2 separate regions of the Mus musculus genome follow, and region 2 is linked to region 1. A link is a loop called in an ENCODE intact Hi-C map of the cell type or tissue named here. Cell type or tissue: heart. All regions are shown on one strand.

The links. Peaks named below come from ENCODE experiments on the same cell type or tissue, not always from the same donor. Only the 100,000 strongest peaks of a DNase experiment are listed, where the experiment ranks them.
Region 2: it touches region 1 in a loop (2.4-fold over the local background); 2 of 42 quality-filtered maps call a loop at or near these places.

What each region holds. Positions count from the first base shown.
Region 1 is chr2:155,815,237-155,823,236 of GRCm38, reverse strand. Mmp24 (matrix metallopeptidase 24) reads right to left here. Exons shown (of 9, transcript NM_010808.4): 9 at 4,871-7,526. The coding sequence ends at 7,189. BC029722 (cDNA sequence BC029722) reads left to right here and starts at 4,005. Exons shown (of 2, transcript NM_001384169.1): 1 at 4,005-4,071; 2 at 4,154-5,507. The coding sequence starts at 4,157. The coding sequence ends at 4,312. Eif6 (eukaryotic translation initiation factor 6) reads left to right here. Exons shown (of 6, transcript NM_010579.2): 4 at 1-45; 5 at 219-400; 6 at 3,126-3,400. The coding sequence ends at 3,135. In heart, no CTCF peak of the experiment used is centred here; DNase peaks (open chromatin) are centred at 3,996, 5,186, 5,786, 6,884 and 1 weaker place; H3K4me3 peaks cover 1,779 bases; H3K27ac peaks cover 1,456 bases; H3K27me3 peaks cover 416 bases.
Region 2 is chr2:155,726,120-155,734,119 of GRCm38, reverse strand. It overlaps Edem2 (ER degradation enhancer, mannosidase alpha-like 2), which reads left to right and starts at 4,645. Exons shown (of 11, transcript NM_145537.2): 1 at 4,645-4,889; 2 at 5,119-5,229; 3 at 7,446-7,485. The coding sequence starts at 4,783. In heart, no CTCF peak of the experiment used is centred here; DNase peaks (open chromatin) are centred at 4,669 and 5,209; H3K4me3 peaks cover 1,341 bases; H3K27ac peaks cover 1,135 bases.

The DNA of each region.
Region 1 (8,000 bases):
GAGGACCAGGATGAGTTGTCCTCCCTTCTTCAGGTCCCCCTTGTGGTAAGTATTCCTGCCATCTGAACCCTGTCCCTTTTGTCACCCTTTGGGAATCTGGGTCATTACCTTCCCTAGTTTGGGACTGGGGCCTTGAGACGTGGAACAGACTTGCGGGGAGAGTCCTTCCTTGGGGAGGTATGAGAATTTGCTTTTGGTACCGTGACACTTGTCTTCAGGCAGGCACTGTGAACCGAGGGAGTGAGGTGATTGCTGCTGGGATGGTGGTGAACGATTGGTGTGCTTTCTGTGGTCTGGACACGACCAGCACGGAGCTGTCAGTGGTGGAGAGCGTCTTCAAGCTGAATGAAGCCAAGCCAAGTACCATTGCCACCAGCATGCGGGATTCCCTCATTGACAGGTAACTTGGCCCTTGTTAATTGTTTGAGACAGGGTTTCTAGGTACCCCAGGCTGTCCTTGAACTCGCTCTGTAGATCAGGCTAGCTTCTGCCTCCTGAGTGCTAGAATAAAAGGCGTGTACCACCATGCCTGGCTCACTTTTGTCTTTGAGGGGAGGGGCAGATGGTAGATCTTTGAACGAGAGACTTGTTTTTGTACTGGGAGGTTTAGAGTGAATATGCATACTGGCTTAGAGCCACAAACATTGACATCTGCTCATACTTAGTCTTGCTCGAAAACAGCTCTCTGGGCAGACCTCTTCTGTGGTCCATCTTACTTGGTCACTGACCATGTTTTACAGTTTGTATTTGCACATGTGTCCACTGTCTCCAGCAAGTGGCCTGAGACCTGAGATAGAAAATAGCTGTTGGCTAGGGAAGGTGGCAAGCCTCCTTAATCACTGAGGAGACCCCAGATTGCTGTGGTGCTCTTAAACAAGTTGTAGGTGAGTTTTGTATTGAAATCATGGTCTAGACCTACAGTTCTCAACCTGGGGCCCGAACAACCCTTTCACAGGGTCACATATCAGATATCTGGCATACCAGATATTTACATTACAATCCATAACAGCAGCAAAATTACGATTCTGAGGTAGTGACAAACATAATTTTAAGGTTGGGCGTCAGCACAACCTGAGGAACTGTACTCAGGATCACAGCACGAGGAAGGTCAAGAGCCTGCGATCCAGACTTCTGTGGTGAAAAGCCACCCAAGCTGGACACGGACTCTCACTCCTTGGGAGGTTGGACCAAGACTTTTTATTTTATTTTATTTTTTTGTTTTTTTAAAAAAAAATTTTTTTAGATTTATTTATTTATTTATTTATTATATGTAAGTACGCTGTAGCTGTCTTCAGACACTCCAGAAAAGGGAGTCAGATCTTGTTACGGATGGTTGTAAGCCACCATGTGGTTGCTGGGATTTGAACTCCGGACCCTTACCCACTAAGCCATCTCACCAGCCCGACTTTTTATTTTTACCTGGAAGAGCAGCAGCAGAAGATGCTAAGAAGTTGGGCGCCTATTCTCAGCCTGCCCGGGACCTTTCTTAAGGCATGCCATGTCCAACTAACACAGATACCTCTGTGAGGCTAGAAACTCAGAAGTAGAGAAGTGCCCAGGGACAGATGCTCTGCTTTCCGTGGAATGCGGTCCTCATCCTAGTGCATTTGTTTGTGCTGACAAGGTGGACATGGCTGTGTTGAGGATAGTTGGGTGGTGTGGCTTTATATCCTGCCTCTGAGGGTTCACATGGGCATGGGAGATGCTATCTATCCCTCTTAGCTGTTACAGGAGAAACAAGCAGTTCCTTACTTAAGTTCCCGTATGGGCAGCTTGTGAAGCTGGTGAGAAATTTCCTGGGATTATAGAAGTCTCTTGAGTGACATTTAGTCTGTTTTAGGGGATGAGGAGTTGTTTAAATACTGGAAAAGAGTGAGGAAGAACCTCACACAGACAGAGAGATGGGAAAACACTGAGTATGTAAAGGAAACAAGTTTTCTCTGAATGCGAAGGGCTTTAAATTCCCATATCAGGCAGTTTGGACTGTTAGCCTGAGATTTTGAGTTTTGCTGGGTGTTGGGTTGCTTGTTTATGTAGGTTCCCAGTGTAATCAGAGGTTCTGACTATAGGTGGAAATAATAATCCAACTCTGGTTCTTTAAATGATAGAAGTATCATGTGACCCAGACTGGCTCTGCTGAGCTAGAGGTTGTGCCACCACACCTGGCTATGTGCATGTGTTTTTAAAGCTACTAGTTTTGATGACGACATGTTGGTATTCACCCTGACTAACTCTGCTGTCAGAGCTGGTGAACAATTGAGAGCTTATGCACTGCAGGCAAATGCTGTCCTGTAGGGCTACACCCAGCCCAGCCTGAGAAGTTCTACAGCGTTTTATGTGCCAGGCGGTATTAACGTGATCAGAACACTCCCTGTCCTTTTAGACTTGGAAGAGAAGGAAAGACTGTTGTTTCCTTTGGGTTTTTTGACTTGTTTTGAGGTGTTCATGGATTTTACGGGGAAGATATCAGGTTGATATGGGAGACGGTCTAGTGGGTAAAACGCTCGCTGTACAAAGCAGTGAGGACTGACTTGGTTAAGATTCCCACACCACATAAAAGCTGAGCTTGGTGGCACATGTCTGTCATTCCAGCGTTGGGCTCATTGGCTGTCCACCTAGCAGCCATGGTGAGCTCCAGGCTCAGTGAGAGACCCTGACTCAAAAAGGAAAGTGAAGAAGCAGCCGAGGAAAGAGCTGACACGAGCCTGTGCATGCTGCACACAGTGAGCACCTCGGTTTCAGTATCATGAATGATTACTTCCTCCAATACCAGTGATCCACTTAATCCTTAGAGAGAGCACGTCTGTTTTTCAGTCTAGTATTTGTGACTTTTTGTATCAGCAGTAATGAAGAGTTCTGGAAAAGGAAGGCAGTTTTGGCCTTGGCCTGGTCTCTGAGAGGCTTGGTCTGGGCACATCCTGCTCTCACTGACTTTTCCTTGCTCCTGTCTCAAACGTGGGGAGTTTTAGGCTTGATCTTACACAGGATATAGTCAGTCTGGAACCCTGGAACAGGTGGGGTTCCAAGTGTGGCTTTTCAAGGACTGAACTAGAACAGGTCTAGGGTGGGGCCACGTGTACCTTGTAAAACAGCTCCTGATATGTAATCCATTCCTCTCTCTGCAGCCTCACATGAGTCACCGTCCATGCTGCCGTGTGGGCTCCTGCCTCTGGACTTTGGCTCATTTTCCATGCCTGAGCTAGTCTGTACCAGATGCTGGCAGTGGGGCATGGCAGAGCTCGGTAGAGCTGAATTGATTGCCCAACCCTTCACCTGTGCCATCTCTTGACAATTGTTACTGGAAAGCCTGCCCTGTCATGCTGGCTTTCAGTTCTTGTGGCTCTTGGATGAAAGTTCTGCTATCTTGTGCCCCACCCCATTAAAGGACTGCCTCCCACCATCCTCAGTGTGCTGTGTGTGTGTGTGTGTGGCCTCAGTTTGCAACACCTCCTTCTACAGCAGTTCCTGGGTTGTGGGGAAGTTGGGTGGGATGACATGCAGTGTTTTCCCTCAACAGGATGGGAGACCTGCAGGGGGTGGTGGAACACACCAGTAATCCCGGAGGCAGAGGGGATCTCCAGTTCATAGTCAGCCTGGCTACACACTGAGTTCTAGCACAGCTAGGGATACATAATGAGATCCCTCCCACCCCTCAAAGAAGAGATGAACAAGAGGAAGTAGTGCTGGCTTCTGGGTTCCATTTCAAGCCAGCTCCAGCCTCTCGGCCCTCCCTGGCCTCAGAATGAGACACCCAGCTCTTCTCCCTGCCAGGGCCTTTGTGAGGCCATAGGCACTCAGCTGCAGTGCATTCTGGTCCTGCCTGAATTTGAAGATGGGGTAGCCTCCTTGGGAAGCCAGGCCGCCTCCTGTGGCTCTAGCAGGGCCTTCTTCTAAGTGGGGCGGAGCCTTGGGCCCTGGGCGTGGTTGGCTAGTGGCCCTGCCTTTCCCGTGCTCACGGGGCCCGCCCCTGGCGTGCGAAGGCCTTCCTTCTCTGTCTCGGCTGCGTCATAACGCTGCTCCTCCCAGGCCAGACGGCTTCCGTGCAGCTCTGCTTTCACTTTACTGCCTGAGGTGAGGACACGCGCGGGTAGAGGGTGGTGATGGGTGGGGTGACACTTGCTCTGGCATGGTACCAAATGGGCTTCTATTACAGACCATGGGCGCTCTCCTGAGTGGTGGCCAGGATGGCCCGGAGCCCGCGCAGCCCCAGCCTCCAGCGCCGCAGGGTCCGCAGCAGCCTCAGCCGGAACCTGGCCCGTGGGGGCCACTGGACGACGTGCGCTTTCTAATCGCCTGCACGTCCTGGTACTGACCCGGCCACCCCTGGCCTTCATGCCCTCCTGGGCCTGGCCTGGCTTTTATCTCCTCACCCTGTGATTTCCTGTCTTACTCCCTCTGGGCAGAGATTCAAGAAAGATCGCGGAGACTGAAAGTCCCTCAGGGCCACCTCAGAGAATTGCACCTCAGCTTCAGACTTGACAGACCCCCGAACCAGCTCATTCCCACGCCCCCTTTCAGCTCTGTCCTTGGGCTGATTTCCTTAAGAGGAAGAGCCAGGATCAGATGAGGCGTCCTGGCAGGCTCTTGATGCTGTTGAATCCTGGTTTCCCCCTCGCTAGAACTGAGCTGCTGCCTGGCCATAGCCCCATGTGCCCTGTCTCCAGAGAAGTCTTGCCACAATGACCCTCCCGTACTCCTGAGGTTCCTGGGTGACGGGTTGGGGTGGGGTGGGGAGGACAGGACATTGATTGCTGGTTAGAAGATGCACGAGGCAACTGCAGAAGTACACTCCCAGGGTACCCTTTTCTCCCTGAAACTTCTTACGGGCACACATATGCCCTGGTCTTTGTTCCCATACCCCAGGGGAAAAAACACTGTATTTCTGTTTTATTTAGAAATGATTTAAAAAACATTGTACAAAGGCTGATCAGTTTAAAATGTGACCGACACTGAGATGCTGTGATGTCACCCAGGCCGAGGGGAAGCTGAGCTCTGGGGGCTCTAGTACTTTGCCCCTCTGACTGCTCTGACCTGGGCTGATGGACAAACAGATGACCGCAGGCAGAAGAATCCAAGATTGGAAGCCTCTAGGCTGAGCCCTCTCTGGGCCCGGCCCTGTGTCCCTCACATCTGCAGCCTGGGCTGCCTGCCTCCATCCCCTGCTCTTTCGCAACTGGCCTTGGAATGCCAGGAGCCAACAGGGAGCCTGCGGGGCCTAGAGCTTTCAAGAAGTGAGCACCAACCTGAGGAGAGGGACCAGGGGACTGGGGGAGGGAGGCCCAGAGGAGAGGACTAGAAGAGACAGTTTTCTCGGACCCTGGAAGGGCCCACTGATGGGGACACAAGACCCAGCCAGGGCCACCTGGATGGCAGGGGCAGATAATAAGACCTCCTTGTGCTTCATCTGAGGGTAAGATGAGTGCTACCCTCAGCCTCTCTCAGAGCCTACAGGAGTTTCATGTGAGTGGACAGCTGTGAGCTAATAAAGTGCTTTGCAAAGTATAAAACGCTGTACAAACCTATGAATCACTAAATCTCTGCAGTTGTTCCCCGCCTGCCCCAGGGAGCCTGCCCTTGGCCAAAATGAGCAAGAACACAATGGTGAGATGGGACACAGTGGACCCACATAGGTGCTTCTGGGACAAGAGATTTTACTCAACAACTCCCAGGGCATCAAGAGTCTCTGTCTGTGCTACAGGGCGAGAGACCACAGGGCAGGGGCAAAGCCCATGCAGGCTCAGAGGTCAGAGTTGGTATCTGTGACCCACTAGCACCCTGATGGCCGCCTCATACCACCGTTGGGTTTGGCAGAGAGCCAGTGAGTGACACTTGCACCCAGTGGTTTTGGAGCAAGCCAAACCAAGACTTAGGAACTGTCAGATGTGAAGAAGGGCCTCAGGTTAAAACAAACAACAAAAAGGTAGTTTGGGTTAGGGAGTTGGGGGAAACCCCAAAGCCTGGGGCTGCTACCAGCTGGGAAGAGGACCCTTTTTCTAAGAGCAGTGCAGGAAGATGGACCCAGAGACCTGGGCTGCCAGGGTCAAGATAGGAGCACAAACACCGACTCCAGGCTGGAGCTGAGTTGCCTCAGGGTCACTGGGGATGTAGATGGAGAACTTAAAAGGCTGCCCTGGTCCCTTACTCTGAGAAGATGACAAGGGTGGCTCTAGAATCCTCTCTGCTTTACCTGTAGTCAGGCCGAGCCCCCAGGCCACAGAGGACAGGCTGGAGCAGGGCAGGGGACAACATTAATGAAGGGGAGTAGAGAATGGTCACAAACTTGCATCCGCCCCCAGAACCAGGGTCAGCTCCTGCAGCTGTTGAGCCTCCTGAACAGGATGCCCGCTAGTATCAGGATGCCCGAGTGGCCTTTGCAGCACCGTGGTCCTTAGTGCCCAAGGAAGGGCCACCATACTGGCCTCATCACCAAGACAGTCACCTCTAGCTGACCTAAAGCCTCAAGTAGCCTTTGCAAAATGGGACTTTAAACAGTAGTGACAGGACATTTAAATATTCACGACATGACAGCTGGGTCCTTGTGAGATCCAGCTGGGCCACAGCCTTGCCTGCAGCATGTGACCCTAAGTTCTGAGTCTCAGAGGAGACCTGGCGGGTGGAACAGGTTTCCTGAGGAATCCTCTATGGGCTAGCAGGGGAAACCCAGGCTTTTGCCCACTCTGTTGGCATCAGGGGCACTGCAGCCTTGGAGGATAGTAGGGTAGGGATGAGGGGACATCTGACCAGCAGGTGTTGGCAGAGGGGACTGGGATTGGTGGCATCTTGGGGTGGGGGTGAGAGCTAGTGCTGGCTTGCCTCAGAGGGCTGGGTCCCAGCCAGGACTGGAGCTGTGGTATCTTGCAGACACCACAGGATGCAATGACCTCAGGGGCACCTCCTGGCACCATCCTTGCCTCCTGACAGGGCCTGGCCTATTCCCTTGAGTAGAGAGAGGTCTGCCCAGGACAGAAGGCTGGCAGCTGGGTGCCAGCTACCCAACCTGGGGCATAGCCACCATCACTCCCTGCCCCGCACTCAGCCTAGACCAGTGCACCCACCACTTCAGCTACACACGAACCTGGCCTAGGGCCCTGCTGGCCCCAGTGGGCAGTGGCTAGAGCTGCCCCTCAGACCCTGGTGAGGAAGGGCCTGGCTGGCCAGACCGGGTAGACAGAGAGGGTTCTGGGCTGCTCATACCCACTCCTGGACCGGCCGCTTATAGTAGGTGACGGGCTGAGGACCCGCCTTGTTCTTGAATTGGAAGATAGTGTAGAGCAGCACCAGGAGGCAGAGGGACAGTGTGCAGGGGACAACCACAGCCACAGCGTTCACAGAGCCTGGCACGTCATCGATGGTCACCATGATGTCCACATCATCCTGGGGCAGCCTCCGCTCCTTACGCCGCTCTACCTCCTTCTGCTTGCAGCCCATCCAGTCACGCAGGATGTTGCGTGGGTAGCCTGGCTCCACGCTCAGTTTCTGGTTGTCAAACTTCCAGTAGTCCCGGCCTTTGTAGAAGTAGGTGTAATCTGTGGAAATGGGAAGGACTCAGCACCACTACTCCAACTCACCCCTAGCACCTGCTCTCAACTAATTTGAACCTGGGGTCCTGCAGCATTGTGTGAGACAGGGGCTCCAGGTGGCATGGTAGGTGGAGCGGGGTGGTCTGTTGGAATGGAGGTGATTGAGTGCACTGCTTGCCCCACGGATGGTGCAGTAATCAACACAGCAAAGTAGGACTCCCAGGATGTGGACAATCTTGCTTGCTAGCTCAAAGGTGCTGGGAAACCACTAAGGGGTTTTGAGTCGAGCGGGCAAATGCTTTAATGTGTACTGCCCAGGCTGGCTCTGCCTTAGTATGGAAACAGCTCTGTCACATTGTGCCCCAGGCTTCCCATAAGGGTCAGATCAAGTACTTGTACAATGTCATTTCCATAGCTCTAGGACCTCAGCCTATTTTTTGTCCCAAGCCAGTGGAGTTAAAGAGCAAGATTTTATTTGTT
Region 2 (8,000 bases), 89 kb after region 1:
ATAAATAAATCTTAAAAAAAAAAGAGGATGGTTGTGGCTTAGATTAATGGTGCTGAGGCAAAGAGACTAGTAAGAACAGCCCATCTGCAGCCCATTTATCCACGCCATATAAATCCTTCTGCCAGCACACCAACCCCTTCTCCCTCCTCCTTGACCACTCCCTCTCCTCTGTGACCCCTCATTCTACCTCTCTTTCTTCATTTGGTACATGGTTCATTCCATTTGGAATGTTGTCCCTGTTGCATTTTGCTTCATGAATATTTTTGAGGAGACTTCTGTAGTCGCTGACCGTTGGTCTCTGTTTTCTGTTTTTCTTGCAACAATCCGGTGATTTGTTATTTTTTTTCCCCCATACTGAGAGGTAGTCTCATTCATTTGCTCTCCAATCATAGAAATCAAGCCTCTAAAAGGGAAGTAACCTATCCAAGATCACACGACGACAGTGGCTAAACCAGTAATAGAACCAAGACTTATTAATTATCAGTACAGGGCTTACTCCACTCAATACACAGTCCAAGGTCATTGTTCTTGGGTACTGGTATGATCAAAGTACCTTCCAAACTCTATTTACCCAGAGGAAGATGTGACTACTCTGTATTCCAAGTATCCACCAAATATTTAGCAACAAACATCTTTCCTTTCCAACAAAATTTGCATGGTCTACAAGGGAAAGGGCCATGGCCTGATTGCTATGTCAAAGTAGTTTCAAGCTCAGTACTAAGCCTCAAACCCTTGAGCATCAGAGTCATCGCCTGTGACCCCTAGCACTACTAGAAATGAATGCAAAATGAATAGCTATCCCACAGGAAGACAGGGAAAAGTGTAGTATCAATTAAGAACAATATATCTGCTGTTGATGGTGGTGCATGCCTATAATCTCAGAACTCAGTAGGCAGAGGCAGGTGGATCTCTGTGAGTTCGAGGCCAGCCTGGTGAACAGACCAATTCCAGGGCAGCTAGGGCTACACAGAGAAACCTTGTCTCAAAACAAAACAAAAAACCAACAAAAACAAGACCGATATATCCAAGTTATTGTGCTGGGACTGACTTTTCACCTCCATTTTCCCATTTGATCTGGACACACCATCCTTTCTGGCCTTGTCAATTTCTGCATTAAAATATAGAAATTGAGGATTAGGGCACTTTGGTGACTGACTCACTCTGAGACTCATTATGTGTAAATATTATAGTTGGCCATTTTACTGGACCACACCCTCCTGAGCTAGATCATAACATCACAAAGAGAGTAAGGGGATGAAGCCAGGAGAGAAGAATTCTAATCCTTCTTTGGGGTGTAAAACATATATATATATATATTTGTCTCATCAGAGAAGTGTGAAATCAGCCACAAAAGAATTGTGAAATCTTGACTTGCTTCATTCTGTGAGTGCTGAAAAGCTATGTTTTTTTTTTTTTTAAAGATTTATTTTATTAATATATGTAAGTACACTGTAGCTGTCTTCAGACACTCCAGAAGAGGGAGTCAGATCTTGTTGCGGATGGTTGTGAGCCACCATGTGGTTGCTGGGATTTGAACTTTGGACCTTCGGAAGAGCAGTCGGGTGCTCTTACCCACTGAGCCATCTCACCAGCCCGAAAAGCTATGTTTTTATCAGAGTAAGAAAAGACATTAAGAACCTGAACTATTTCTGCTCTGTTCATAGGAACACACATTACCAAATCCAGCAGCCTTGTCCCGCTCTACCTGCAAGTATTTCACCCACACCAAAGTTCTGAATAGGAGACAAAAGCTAAGCTATAGGGCTTATGACATGGAAAAGGATGCTTAGGCTAAGTTAGCTTTCATCATAAAGAAAAGCTTATGCCTGAAAAATACTTAGTGCCTATACTAAGCTGAAAAGGAGCCCTCTAACGTCTCCATCATCGGCCCTAGAACCTGTGTTATCTTATTTGGAAAGAGACCTTGAAGGTCTCATCAAGGATCTTGAGATGGGAGATTATCCAAGATTTTCAAGATGGGTTCTAAATAAATATAATAAAAAGGTTTTATGAGAGAGAAGCAGAGGGAGATATAATAAAAGAGGACAGAGACAGAAAGAGGGACATGCAGACGGAACCACAGACTGGAATGACACAGTTCTAAGCTGAGGGATTCAAACTGTCAGGAGAGTCTGGACAGGGAAGAAGCAGTGTGCTGGATTGTTTTAGGCGACTTGACACAAGCTGTAGTCATCAGACAGGAGGGATCCTCAGCTGAAAAAAATGCTCTGTAGGCAAGGCTGTAGGACATTTTCTTAATTAGTGATTGATGGGGAAAGTCCCAGCTCATTGTAGATGGTGTCGTCCCTGGGCTGGTGGTCCTGGCTCCTACCAGAAAGCAGGTTGAGCAAGCCATGAGAAGCAAGCCGGTAAGCAGCACTCCTCCGTGGCCTCTGCATCAGCTGCTGCCTCTAGGCTCCTGTCTTGACTTCCCTCAGTGAACTGTGATTAGGAGATATAAGCCAAATAAGACTTTTCCTGCCCAAGTTGCTTTTAATCGTGGTATCTGGTCACAGCCGTAGAAACCCTGATTAAGACAAGCAGGCTCTCCTCTTAAGCATTAGGAAGGAGGGGAGGGAAACTTTTTCAAAATGTTGGTTTAGGATCAGTGAAACTAGCTTCTGAATTCCAGAAATGGGAGAATAAATTTCTCTTGCTTTAAGCTTCCATGTTGGTGATAATTTGTTCTAGTAGCTTGGGAAACCTATACAGTCTCCCTGTGTTATTATCCAGGTCTTAGTTTCTTTTGGTTTCCCTTCTATCTGGCCCCTCTAAGAAGTATTTAAAAAATATTCTCCTAGTGACTCAGTATTTGCTATGCCATTATTATAGGCATTTTATATGGTTCACTGAATCCTCTAACCCTATTAAGCAGGTATTAATATTCTTCATAATTTATAAATGAGAAAAAAAGGTGAGGCCACACTCCTAATAATACTGCCCCAATTTAACACTGACACATTGACCCTTGACCCATCTATACTAAAACCTTTTTATTGAATTTAGGACCCACTTTGGGTTAGATATGGAGTTTAATTTGTTTATCAACTGATGGCACTTTGGGACACTTAATGAGGGATATTTTCAAGAATGCTGGATTGGGATTGGAGAGATGGATCAATGGTTAAGAGTACTAACTACTCTTCTAGAGCACCTGGGTTGAGTCTTAGCACCACATGGAAGCTCACAATACCTATAATTCTAGACCCAGAGGACTCTACACCCTTTTCTGGCCTCAGAGGTGACCTGGCATGCACAAAATTATGTACAAAATCCTCATGTACATAAATAAATAATATTATTGTGTGCTCCAAACTTGCTTATAACTCTTCACCTATGCTTATGTAAGCAGCCCTAATTAAACCTAATCTACCCCAATCACAACCACAAAAAATGACAGTAGGAGGGGTTTGGGAGGAAAAAGGAGGAGAGAAGAATGGTGAAGGTAATGGGGGAGGGGCGGTGACCAGAACATATTCATACATATATGAAATTGTCAAAGAACAAGAATTAACAAACAAACAAACAAACAAACAAACAACTGGGCCAAAGAAGGCAGAGTCTGCCTGCACTTTGCTCAATAAATGGAGCAGCCATTTCCCTCTGAATTTTTCAGCAAAGAAGAGTTGGGCAATGCTAGAATTAAAGAAAAGTTCAAATTAAAAGGATCTCAAATATCAGTTTAGACAAACCCTTTCATAAATGTGGGTGCTGTGCCTGGAGGATGAGAGGGACTCCTTTAAGGTTATATAGGTTATGTGTGAATGGTAGAGTCGTAATGAACCCCAATCGAACTTCAAATCTAGGGTTGTCTACAGCTCATTCCACTGACCAAAGAGAAGGGGGTTGCTGTAGATAGCGCACTAACAGAGTCTAGGACCTAGCAAGAGAGTGGGGAAACTGGCCCAGATGTTCTTTTTATTTTGTTTTATTTTGTTTTTTCGAGACAGGGTTTCTCTGTGTAGTCCTGGCTGTCCTGGAACTGACTTTGTAGACCAGGCTGACCTCGAACTCAGAAATGTGCCTGCCTCTGCCTCCCAAGTGCTGGGATTAAAGGCGTGCACCACCACCGCCCGGCCGGCCCAGATGTTCTTAAAGGAAGAATGCTGGGTCTTCATTCTCACCAGGGATGGCAGCCACTGAGATGGTCCAGGTAAAGTCCTGGGTTGATTTAGAGACTGAAGGGACCGTGATTTCATGGCACCCTAAAGTGAAAGACCGTCATAAATGTATGAATTCCTAGAACAAAAGGGATTTCTGGAAACCTTAAGGCTTTGGGAAAATAATTCTAGAGTTTACTTACACAATGGTTTGTCAAACCCTGTGTCTATTATAGTCAAAGCCGAACATTTTTCATCCATATTTACATAGGCATCTGCTCAAATCTTGAGTACCTGCTAGCCCCTCCTTTAAAAGGTATTTGGAAAAAAAACAAAAATTAACTAGATGGCGCCTGTAAAGTGCTCCTAACACTTTAATTCACCGAAGGTGCTCAACAAACAGAAACTGGGATTGTGAAAACATTATTAACAGCAGCCACAGCAACCACTGTCTTTAAGACACGTTGAACTCCTCTCTGTAGACCAGAAATCCCGAGATGCTCTTTTGCCAGGGCTCCACCGCCCATTGCATCCTGGGCTTTGTAGTCAGGAAGTGAGAGGCTTCTTGCCCAACGCGCAGGCGTCGTGGTGCGTATCCCCGGAAGAACCAGCCGCGGCTCGGAGGATGAGCTGGTGGCGGTGGCTGCAGCTGCTGCGGCGGCACTGACAGGACACGAGCTCTATGCCTTTCCGGCTACTCATCCCGCTCGGCCTCGTGTGCGTGCTGCTACCCCTGCACCATGGTGCGCCAGGCCCCGACGGCACCGCGCCCGACCCCGCCCACTACAGGTGAAGGGGGCCAGGCTCCCGCTCTCTACGGCTGGGGAGTGGCAAGCGCCCACCGGGTCCCTTCCCTTCCCTCCACCCCAGGACCCCCACCCTGACGTGCTCTGGTCCCGCTGCTGGGCCCTCGGCAGAAATCATTTTGTGGTTCCCATTCTCCGTCCTGTGTCTGGTCCTTTCTCCCGCCTGGTTTTGTGTTCTGGCCCCCTACCTTATTTCTCATCCCTCGAACCAGGGAGCGAGTCAAGGCCATGTTCTACCACGCCTACGACAGTTACCTGGAAAATGCCTTTCCCTACGATGAGCTGAGACCTCTCACCTGTGATGGGCACGACACCTGGGGCAGGTAGAGCCAGCTTGAGGGCCAAGGGGGTTGGCCGGGATCATAGGAGGGCTGGTGGCTTCATGGTCTCACTGATTGTGGAAAGTTTCCGACCTGGGCTGATTCAACCCCGTCCCCTCAGTCCAAACCAGCGCTGTCAGAACTACACAGCTTTTCACAGTACAAAAAAGTCTTGGCTTAACTTGGCAGGCTAGCCCTCTGGACTCACCTCAGCCGAACAGGCAACCACGTATGAGGACTTGGGGACATTTCTGGAGTCACAAAATATTTTGAAAAAACTCCCGGGAGTCAGGAAACTCAACTCCTTCATTTTATAGGTGGGCGCACAGGCCCAGGAGGAACGTTATTCTCCCCACAGTTAAGACCCTTTGTAGTTGGTGTACTCTTTATGACTGAAAAATATTTCCCGTCTAGCTTCATACCAACTCCTCTCACCGCCATACATACAAGTCACCTGATTCATTTTCGTTTAGTAATTCTGTGTTACCATATCATCTTTTCATTTTCACTGGAATAAAGAACCCAGTCGAGCAAAGAATCATTGCATTAGCCAAAACTGACACTAGGGCTGTAATCCTGAGTTGGTTTTTGTTTTGTTTTGTTTTGCTTCGTTTTTATAGAATGATTTATTGATTTAGTGCGCACTGGCTGTTTGCCTGTATCTATAACCATGTGAGGGTGTCAGGTTCCCTGGAACTTGAACTACAGACAGTGTGAGGTGCCCTGTGGGTATGAGATGATCAACCAGTGCTCTCAACCACTGAGCCATCTCTCCAGTTGCTGAGGTCTTTTATTTCTTGCTTGCTTGCTTGTTTGAGATAGGTCTCACATAGCTCAGGCTGGCCTCAGACTTACCACATCGCCAACAATGACCATGAACTTGGGGTGCTCCTGCCTCTCCTTCCCAGGTGCTGGATTGCAGGTGCTCCCTCTCACCCCTGCCTCATTATCCTCGTACTACAAATATTTATACGTGATAGCATGCTCTCTGATGCCAGGGGCTAGGCAAGTAAGCTAGGAACGTGTGCCAATTTTTATTTCTTAGTTGGAACAGAAAGCAAGTGCAAACACATGGCTCACTGAGCAGGATAGAGTCATGCTTGCTGAGTATCTCATTCCTTAGGTCTACAACCTGTGTATGTCCTGTAGATCATTGTAGAATGTTCTCAGTTTATACAATTACACAGGTGTGCATATACGTGTTATGTGTTTATTGAGACAGGATCTTGCTATATGGCCCAGACTAGTTTTAAACTCTCAGGCCTTCTGAATCCCTATCATCCCCCCACCCCCCGTGCTGGGACTGCAGGCATATCTCACACCTGGCTACTGTGTATCTTTGTAAAAAAAAAATCACCTTATTAAAGGTATAATTGCCATGTAATAAAGTACCCCCTTTAAAATGTATAGTAATCACCATCACAACTAGCAGATAGAAGAATACTTCTTTAACCTAAAAAAAAGTGCGCCTTATGTATTATCCCTCTGTGGTTACTGGCCCTAACAGCAGCACATTTGCTTTCTGTCAGTATGGCTTTTTAAATTTTATTAGTAGTATATGTGTTTGCTTTGCATGAATTTAGGCACACCATATGTGTGCAGGAGCCTGTGGGGGCTCCTGGCTAGAGTCCCTGGAACTGAAGTTGCTAGCAGCTGTGAACCCCCACATTGCTGCTGGGAACTAAACTCAGGTCCTCTCCAAGAGCAGTAAGGGCTCTCAAGCCCTGAGCTGTCTGTCCAGCCCCCTCCCAGCACTGTGAAATGCAGATGAAAACATGCTGTGTGGCTTACTTCATACACCGTGTTTTCCACTGAACAGCATGATCATCTTGTTAGTACACAGAACTCCCGATAACCTTAATAATGTCATACATTTGTACTTGTTTGTATCCGTTTGTCTGTCACTCTTCAACTTGTGAGCAACTGGTAGTTTCTAGTCTTTTGATGTCATACGTAACACATTCCCCAACTCTTACCACGCCGTAATTCCGTGCTGCCTCTCTATAGTAGGGAAGAATGCCAGGAGACATAGGTGACCTGTTAATTACAGTACTGCTGCACCAGGCAGTCAAGGGACTCGGAGTTTCCCTCTGATTCCTCTGTTATAACTGTAAGTGGGATGGATAGGGACATGGCTATGCCTCGCTTAGATCTGGGCAGTTGTGAATCTGGTGTTTGATGTTCTTATGAAGCAGCGGGACTTTTTTGTCTTTTCACAGTTTTTCTCTGACGCTAATTGATGCCCTGGACACCTTGCTGGTAAGTATCCCATCTGTTTGTTTCCCACTCTGTCATTGCCCAACCGACATCCTTCCTCTTTTAATAGCTTGTCTGTGGGTGCAAAGTAAATTCCTCCCCTAGGCCTTTCATCTCATGATTCTGAGCCACCAGACTCTGGTTACCCAACTGCATAGGAGGGAATGCCAAGTTCCAAGAGAAACCAACTCGCACAGGTTCATTTGTTCGTTGAGCAAATATTTGCAGGGGGCCTGTGGTAGACATGCATAGCTCAGTGAGAGACAGAGGGACATTGACACCGTCCTTTTCAAAAGCTTATTATATTCTAGTTAGCCACGTGCAGTGACAAAAAGAGAATAACAAAGCCAACCACTCTGTCACATACATGGCTTGTACGAAGTCCTTTACAGGTTATACTAGTCACTTTCTATCATCGCGGCGACCACACGAGAGAGAGAGAGAGAGAGAGAGAGAGAGAGAGAGAGAGAGAGAGAGAGAGAGAGAGAGAGAACATCTTAAAAGGAGGAAGAATGTAT